Linked DNA regions of Homo sapiens: region 1 is linked to region 2. Evidence: read pairs that join two places in POLR2A ChIA-PET (ENCODE). Cell type or tissue: OCI-LY7. All regions are shown on one strand. Links, peaks and the distances in the headings refer to the core of each region. The heading gives the core; the rest is flanking DNA.

Region 1 (4,393 bases), core at 315-4,314, 260 kb after region 2:
ATAAAACAGAAGTAGCCCCAACCATACCAAGCAATGGAAGAAGTTAGGGTTCCTATTTGTAAAAGCATATGGCCCATGGTGGGTGCCCAGTCATGAGAGTACTTGTCATACATTACCCTAAACACTCCTCCAATCTTTCTCTCTAAAGCTTTCTGTCAAAGCTTAAAACTAACCTTTGAGGGAAGAACCCCAGCCTCATAGAGGATTCAAGGAGTGGCCCTGACACCGCTCCATGGGTGCTAAAGGTGGACACCAAGAGACAATATCCAAGCGGTACTGTTTATTATCCACGGCAAACAGCAGGAACATCAGTGCAGTTGTACCAGTTCTCCCGCTCCCGTGTTCCATGGGGTAACTTGTTGGGGCCACATGGTGGCTGTGTATGCAGTGGGTCAAGCTGCACCTAAGGAACGTGGGGCCAAGGGCTCTGTGCTTTTTCTAGCAAGCAGCAAACAAGCCAGTCCCTCACCCAGGGAGTATGCAGTCATGCCTACGCTTCCTTGACCCACTTGGTTGCCTCAGTGAGCATCTACAGAAGCTGCTCAGTCCAGGCGACCTTGTCAGTTTGGCACCCTCACCAAGGACATCCAGGGATGCTCAGGGCCCGTAGGGGGCTGCCTCTTGGAGGAAGTGGAACCTACCACATGCTGCTTTGTATTCCCTGAGTACCGAGGGAACGTAACTTTGAGTTGTAAGATGTCCCTTAGTTACAGACTCAGCAAAGGCCCTTGTCTGTGAGGGAAAAGTCAGATTTCAAAGACGGGTTCAAATATTTGCAATAAGAAGTCAAACAGGTGGTGCTGGACTACACTCCTCCCTCATGGTCCATTCGGAGTGACATCTATTCTCTTCACAGGGGAGCAGAGACGAAGTGAATTGCCAAGAGCTTAACTGCAGTTTTTAAGAAAACAAAAAGATAGTACCCATCCTTTCTAAGTCCTGCTTACTTGATGAATCTTCCACTGTAACCTAAGACAGCTGATTGGAATCTCTGGTATTTACATGTCTCTAGGTTCCTGTTTATAGACTGAGGTTCTACACTGGTTTTTGGTTATTCAAATGAGTAGCCACCTGTAGGTCCTGCTTATATGCCATTGAGCACCAAACTTCGTTTAAATACATTTACTCAGACTTGCAATTCCACGAGTGGCTAAGTAAGGCCCTACCGGTTCAATCTTCCCACAGATAATAGCTATTAATGTGGGTCATAACAAAAAGCAACTACCTGAACGCATTGAAGAGTAAATAGAAGCAGTCATTCTCTGGTGGGGAATCCACACTCAGGAAGGGAGTGATGTGGCATGATTTCCCTCTTTGTGCTGCTTTTACTCTGGGGTCCAGCTAAGTGGCAGGGTTACTGGAGAAAAGCCATAGTCTTTATGGCCTGGAAATCCAGATAACTGAATTGAGAGCAACCAGAGGGAAAAAGCCAGAGAGGAGATCCCCAAATTCTGTGTGCCCACATCTCTGGCTGACCCCTAAGCCATACAGGCGTGGAATGGACGCTTAGCAGCTCAGCTGAAGACAAAAGATCTAAAGTGAGATTGGAACATCTACCCAAGAAACATTTTGAAGTTTTAAGTCTAACCAAGTTAATAGCTTGCTAAAACAATAGAAACCATTCATCTGAGAATAACAGCAGAATTCACAGTTGCCACAATTTAACATCCATAACATTTATCCATAACATGCATCATACAAAGAATTGGGAAAATGTAACCTATCTCAAAGGAAAAAGGCTGAGACCAATCCTGAGCTCATCTCGATGTTAGAACTTGCGGGCAAGGTTTTCAAAGCAACTACTATTACAGCTGTCCTCAGTGATGGAAAAGGAAATATGCTTGTAATAAAAGGGATCCATGTGGATACAGAAATGATTTTTAACAACTAAATGGAAATTTGAGAACTAAAAAAGTACAGTATCTGAAATGAAAAAAATATATAGATGAACTTACCAGAATGGAGATGGCAGGGGAAAAAATGTCATGAACCTGAAGATAGATCATAACTTATCCAATCTGAATAACAGAGATTGTGAAGTGAACACAGCCCAGAATCCTGTTATATAATTCAAACAAAACAGTCTAGCATAGGTAGAAGAGAAGTCCCAGAAGAAGAGAGAAAGAACTGAAGAGGCAAATATTTGAAGAAACAATGGCTGACATGTTCACAAATAGGATGAAAGACAAATTTATAGCTTTGAGATGCTCGATAAACAAGCTGGATAAATCACATCACAGTCAAATTGTTGACAAGACAGAGAAAATCTTAAATGCATCAAGAGAAAAAACACATTTCACACAGAGCAAACAACTAATTGATTAATGTCAACCTTTCATCAAAAACTATGAAAACTGGAAGAGTGCAACAGCACGTTTAGAAGTTTTTAGGGAGGAAGAAGTGGAAGGGATTGTCAACCCAGAATTCTATTATCATGTTAAAATATCCCTTAAGAATGAAAGTGAACTAAAGATATTTTCAGATAAAGAAAAATTGAGTTAGTTCATCACCAAAGATAACACTGTCTTGAGGAGTGTATAGCATGTGTAGACAATACTTAAAATAATTAATAAAGGATGGGGGAGGAAATGAGTGGATCTGTGTGGTTGTAGGATCTCTATGTTTTATTCAGTGTACAACATTAAGTAGCCTATGAGAAGTTAAGGATATGTATTGCATATCTATAGTAACAATTTAAAAGATTCAAGATAGCTTTTAAAAAAAAAAATCAATAGAAAGGCCTGGCATGGCATCTCACGCCTGTAATCTCAACACCTTGGGAGGCGAAGTGGGAGGATTGCTTGAACCTAGGAATTTAAGACCAGCCTGGGCAACATGATAAAACCCCATCATTACAAAAAAGACAAAAATTAGCCAGGTGTGGTGGTGCATACCTGTAGTCCCAGCTACTTGGGAAGCTAAAGTAGGAGTATCACTTGATCTCAGGGGGTTGAGGCTGCAGTGATCTGAGGCTGTGCCACTGCACTCCATCCTGGGTGACAAAGCGAGACTGTCTCAAAAAAAAAAAAAAGAAAGAAAGAAAAATTAGATACAAAAATGTCAAATTTTTTTTTAAGGACAGGAAAGAAAAACAGGATAACAAAAAAAAAAAAAACCCCAGATGGGATGAATAGAAGACAAATATAAAATATAAAATAGTAAACCCAAACTTAACCATGTCAGTAATTATAACACATATGACTAAACAATTCAATTAAAATGCAAAAAATTGTCAGAGTGGATATAAAAGCCAGACTCAACTGTATGCAGTTTTAAGATATGTCTGCAAATTCTTTGACATTCCTCTCTGGGTTGGATTTAGCGACTCACTTCTAACAAACAGAATTGGCAGAGGTGATGGTGTGTGACTCCAGAGACTAAGTCATAAAAGGCATGCCCCTTCTTCCTTGCTCTCCCATGGAGTGCTCACTCTGGAAAAGCCAGCTGTCATGCCATGTGGACATGCCAGCAGCCATCTGGAGAGGCTCACATGGAGGGGCACTGAGGCCTCCCATCAATGGCCAGCACTAACTTGCCAGTCAAGGGCATTCCCCAGCCACACCTAGAGTTGGCGGTAACCTGACCAACATCCTGGCTGCAACCTCATGAAAGACCCGAAGCCAGAACCACCCATCAAAACCATTCCTGACCCACAAAACTGTGACATAATAATTTTAAGCCATTATGTTTTGGAATAATTTATAATATATCAATAGGTAACTAATGCATGTATCTACAAGAGGCATACTTTAAATACAAAGACCACTGAAAGTAAATGGCTGGAAAAAGATAGACCATGCAAACAGACAGCAGAAGAAATCTGCAGTAGCCAGAAGATTTGAACAGATATTTTCCCAAAGAAGATAAATGGATGGCAGATAAGCACTTGAAGAGATGCTCAACATCATTAGTCATTAGGGAAATGCAAATTAAAACCCCTGTGCAATACCGCTACACACCTAATGAAATATCTAAAATTGAAAAGACTGACCCTACAAAGTATTGGTGAGAATGGAGAACAACTAGAAATCTTATACCATATACTGAGGGTGGGAGTGTAAAATGGAACAGTCACTTTGGAAAACAGTTTGGCCATTTCTTCAAAAGTTAAACCTACACCTGTCCTGTGATCCGGTCATTCCACTCCTAATTACCCAAGAGAAGAGAAAACACATGTCTATACAAGGACCTGTACACAAATGTTCACAACAACTTTTTTGTAATAGCCAAAAATTGGAAACCCAAATGTCCATCCACAAGTCAATGAATAAACAAACTGCTGTGTTTCCATACAATGCAATGCTACTCAGCAATAAAAAAATTAACTGTTCCTGAGGTACACACTGTAAGACAGATAAATCTCAGAATAATTATGCTGGGTGAAAGAAGCTAG
Region 2 (4,393 bases), core at 259-4,258:
ACCAGGAGCCATGACCCACTTAAACTTTAAACATCTAACCCCAGAACTGGTTGCACTTGAGTCCAAAGGAGCATTGTCTCTTGCAAACAAGTTCAGTTTGCACTTTAAGCTCCTCCCTTGCTGGTCTGATGGTTTAGTGACCTCAAGAACTGGCCCCATTGATTCTGAAGGGAGTGACCTAAATGCAGCCTTTGGGCTTGGTTCAGTATATTCGTATATTGAAGTGTATCAGTCCTTCCTGACACTACTATAAAGAACTACCTGAGACTGGGTAATTTTTAAAGAAAATAGGTTTAATTGGCTCATGGTTCCACAGGCTGTGCATGAAGCATGGCTGGGGAGGCCTCAGGAAACTTACAATCACAGCAGAAGGTGAAGGGGAAGCAGGCACATCATCCCTGGCTGGAGAAGGAGGAAGAGAGTGAAGGGGGAAGTGCCATGTACTTTTAACCAACTAGATCTAGTGAGAACTCATGAGAACAGCAAGGGGGATGACCGCTCCCATGATCCAATCACCTCCCTCCAGACCCCTCCCTCCATCATCAAGGATTACAATTCCACATGAGATTTGGGTGGGGACACACAGCCAAACCATATCATGTAGCTTCCCCTCATTCTCCCTTTCCATACATTTATCCTTAAGAAGTTAACCAGGCAGCCGGGCACGGTGGCTCATGCCTGTAATCCTATCACTTTGGGAGGCCAAGGTGGGCAGATCACCTGAGGTCCAGAGTCCGAGACCAGCCTGGCCAACATGGTGAAACCCCATCTCTACTAAAAATACAAAAATTAGCCAGGCATGGTAGTACACACTTGTAATTCTAGCTAGTCAGGAGGCTGAGGCATGAGAATCACTTGAACCCAGGAGGCGGAGGTTGCAGTGAGCCAAGATCGTGCCGTTGCACTCCAGCCTGGGTGACAGAGTGATACTCTGTCTCAACAACAACAACAACAACAAAGAAAAAAAAAAAGAAGGTAACCAGGCTTCTCTGAGAAGGCAAAGATCAGTGTCCATTCATTCATTTCTGTCAATATCTGTGGCCCCTCTACTCTATGCCAGATACTACTGTGGGCACAGGAGACACCTTGATGAAAGGGACAAGGTGGTGGTGAGGTGATACCTGACAGAGAAAACATTTAGCCTCCCTTCTTTCTTCCATTCATCCATTCTTCCATTCAAAAAGTATTTATGATGCATGGTCCATGTGTTAGGCACAGGACTGGGTGACAAAATACAGCAGTGAGCAAAAGAGATTGCGCCTTGCCCTTGAGTAGTTTGGAGTCCAATGGGGAAGATGGATATTAATGAAATAATCACCTACATAAAGATAGCATGACAAATGATGGAGAGCTCGTGAGACAAAGGTCAAGGGGCCATGTGAGAGTCTAAGAGAGGGATAGGCCTGGTTGGGTAGGCAGAGAATGGATGAAGACTAGGCATACTTGAGATGCCCCCAGTGGTGTGTTTTCTGTTGAGTACAGGGACAACCGACGGCTCTCTGTAGAAGGTGTGCTTTTGAGTTTCTATTAGCCGCGTGGGGCCATCCACACTCTCACCTGATTGTCTTGAGGACTGTCACAGGCTGATAGGTCTCAGGGAGAGTTCGGCCCACAAATGAGGGTTCCACCTGCGTGATCAGCACATTAGGGTTGTGACCTTGACTTTCGGGTTTGCAGTGGACAGCGTGACAGATAAAAAGACACTCTTCTCATTCTACCTCATTTGGGTAAAGGAGTAAACAAGAGCATCATCCCATGACATCATTTTCAGACGTTTGCCTGTATATGGTGGCTCTATCACCACACTCAGAGACCAGGATAGAAAGATGGCCCCACGTTCCCCTCTGCAGTTTCACGCAGACATGGGGGGCATCTCAAATGTTCACATGCAATGGCTTTGGAAAGAAAATTCTCAAAGAAGCAGTTAGCATCATGTAGTATCTTTCTGTACTAATGTGAGGGCAACTTTGAGCCAATCCCTTCAGCAGAGAGCTTTAGTTTATTGGGCAACTTTGAGCCAATCCCTTCAGCAGAGAGCTTTAGTTTATTTGAAAAAATACTATTGTATTTTGTCTCTTTTATGCCCAGTGTTTTGTAGGCACCAAGTAAAAGCCAAGAAAAATGTAAGAAATTGCCCTGCCCTGAAAAAGTTTACAAGGACATTCAGAAAAGAATTTTCAGCTAGGCGTGGCGGCTCATGCCTTTAATCTTAACACTTTGGGAGGCTGAAGCAAGAGGATTACTTGAGCCCAGGGGTTCAAACCAGCCTGGGTAACACAGTGAGACTCTATCTGTACCAAAAAAAAAAAAATAGCTGGGTATGGTGGCATGTGCCTATAGTCCCAGCTACTTGGAAGGCTGAGATAGGGGGATAGCTTGAGCCCAGGAGGCGGAGGTTGCAGTGAGTCATGTTTGCACCACTGCGCTCCAGCCTGTGTGACAGAGCAAGACCCTATCTCAAAAAAAAAAAAAAAAAAAAGAATTTTCATTCATTTATTCAACAAACATTTGAGTACCTACGTTGTGCTAGACACAGAACCAGGAACCAGGTGAGTAAGACAAGCATGATGCTTGCCTCATGGAGCTTACCGTCTAGAGAAAGGAGGGAGATACTCAAACCATCAACAAACACAATAATTTCAAGTGGTTTTACATGCTAGACTTGTCAGAGACCTCTCAGAGAGCGTGACATTTGAGTAGCAGCTGTGCAAAGATTTAAAGGAAGAGCATTCTAGACACAGGGAAACAGGAAGTAGAAGCCTCTGAGGCGTGCAGCAGGTTGGCTTAATAAATAACAAGAAATGAGTGTGGCTACAACTCAGCAAGGGGGTGAGTCGTAGGCAGGCCAGGTGTAGAGTGCGAATTTTATTTTGAATGCAGAGGAAGCCTTTGGCAGGTGAAAACATGACACTTCAACCTGAACTTATTGATCTACCTCGGGGTAGATCTGTGGCCTCAGTGAAATTTTGGGAGTAACAGACCTGGGATTCTTAGAACTTAGAGCCCCAGGTAAACCTACAGATGGAAAGAAAAGAAATTGGCCAGGCACAGTGGCTCATGCCTATAATCCCAACACTTTGGGAGGCAGGAGAATCTCTTGAGGTCAAGAGTTCAAGACCAGCATGGGCAACATAGCAAGACCCTCTACAAAAATTTTTAAAAATTAGCTGGGCATGAAGTTGCACACCTGTAGTTCCAGCTACTCAGGAGGCCGAGGCAGAAGGATCACTTGAACCCAGGAGTTTGAGGCTGCAGTGAGCTATGATCACACCATTGCATTCCAGCCTGGGCCACAGAATAAGACCCTGTCTCGAAGAAGAAGGGGAAAGAGAAGGTGAAGGAGGAAGAGGAAGAAGAGGAAGAGGGAAGAAGGAAGACAGAAGACAGGAGAAGAAGGAGGAGGAGGAACAAGGAGAAGGAAGAAAAATGATAATAAATTAATATTGGCCTGTTTCTTAAGCCTGGGAGGTTGAGGCTGCAGTGAGCCATGTTCATGCCACTGCACTCCAGCCTGAGTGACAGAGTGAGACTCTGTTTCAAAAAAAAAAAAAAAAAAAAAAAAAAAAAAAAAAAAAAAGGCCGGTCATGGGGGCTCACACCTATAGTCCTAGCACTTTGGGAGGCTGAGGCAGGCAGATTGCCTGAGCTCAGTTCAAGACCACCTTGGGCAACATGGTGAAACCCTGTCTCTACTAAAATACAAAAAATTAGCCAGGCGTGGTAGCATGTGCCTGTAGTCCCAGCTACTCGGGAGGTTGAGGCACGAGAATCACTTGAACACAGGAGGTGGAGGTTGCAGTGAGCTGAGATCTCGTCACTGTACTCTAGCCTGGGAGATAAGAGTAAGACTCTGTCTCCAAAAAAAAAAAAAAAAGAACAGTCACTTCTAACCTCAGAGGCTTTCCTGGGTAGGAGAGGATGAAACTGCAAAATGAATAAACCATATAACAGGTCGCTGCTTGTGGCTCAGCATATTTCTTTCCTTTTGGGGACAATGCCCTTCAGGAAGCCACTGCTTTCCTGTTCTTGGGAATAGGATTTGGCTCAAGCTAGTCAGAAATATTTTTCACTTCCTATCTCCACACCAAAGTGACTGGCTCTGGGATGGGCACAGAACCCAGTCAGAGCCAGTGAAACTCAAGAAGACATCGTCTAGAGCCTTCTGGCAAAAAAAAAAAAAAGAAAGAAAGAAAAAAAAAAGCTTTCTCTCTTTTGCATGGGAGCCATCAGTATAAAGATGCAAAGTTTAGAACCACTGCAGGCATTTGTGACCATGGGGAAGATTCTGGAACTGTTAGGGGCTGTGGGGGAGCATCGCATGGTGCCTGAGGATGAAGCCAACACCACAGAAGGTAGAGCGAGAGATGGAGAACGCTGTGTCCTTGTGAAGCCA

The links. ChIA-PET counts read pairs that join two places held together with the same protein. Peaks named below come from ENCODE experiments on the same cell type or tissue, not always from the same donor. Only the 100,000 strongest peaks of a DNase experiment are listed, where the experiment ranks them.
Region 1: POLR2A ChIA-PET joins it to region 2 with 5 read pairs; 2 of 35 experiments call an interaction of 5 or more read pairs at or near these places.

The regions. Positions count from the first base shown.
Region 1 is chr16:14,253,094-14,257,486 of GRCh38, forward strand. All of the region lies in intron 15 of MRTFB (myocardin related transcription factor B), which reads left to right. Among named protein-coding and RNA genes, the nearest start is that of TRT-CGT2-1, 31 kb to the right of the region's middle. In OCI-LY7, for the core only: no CTCF peak of the experiment used is centred there; no DNase peak of the experiment used is centred there.
Region 2 is chr16:13,995,334-13,999,726 of GRCh38, forward strand. It overlaps a transcript of MRTFB not described here. Among named protein-coding and RNA genes, the nearest start is that of LINC02185, 18 kb to the right of the region's middle. In OCI-LY7, for the core only: no CTCF peak of the experiment used is centred there; a DNase peak (open chromatin) is centred at 2,738; H3K4me3 peaks cover 613 bases; H3K27ac peaks cover 1,500 bases.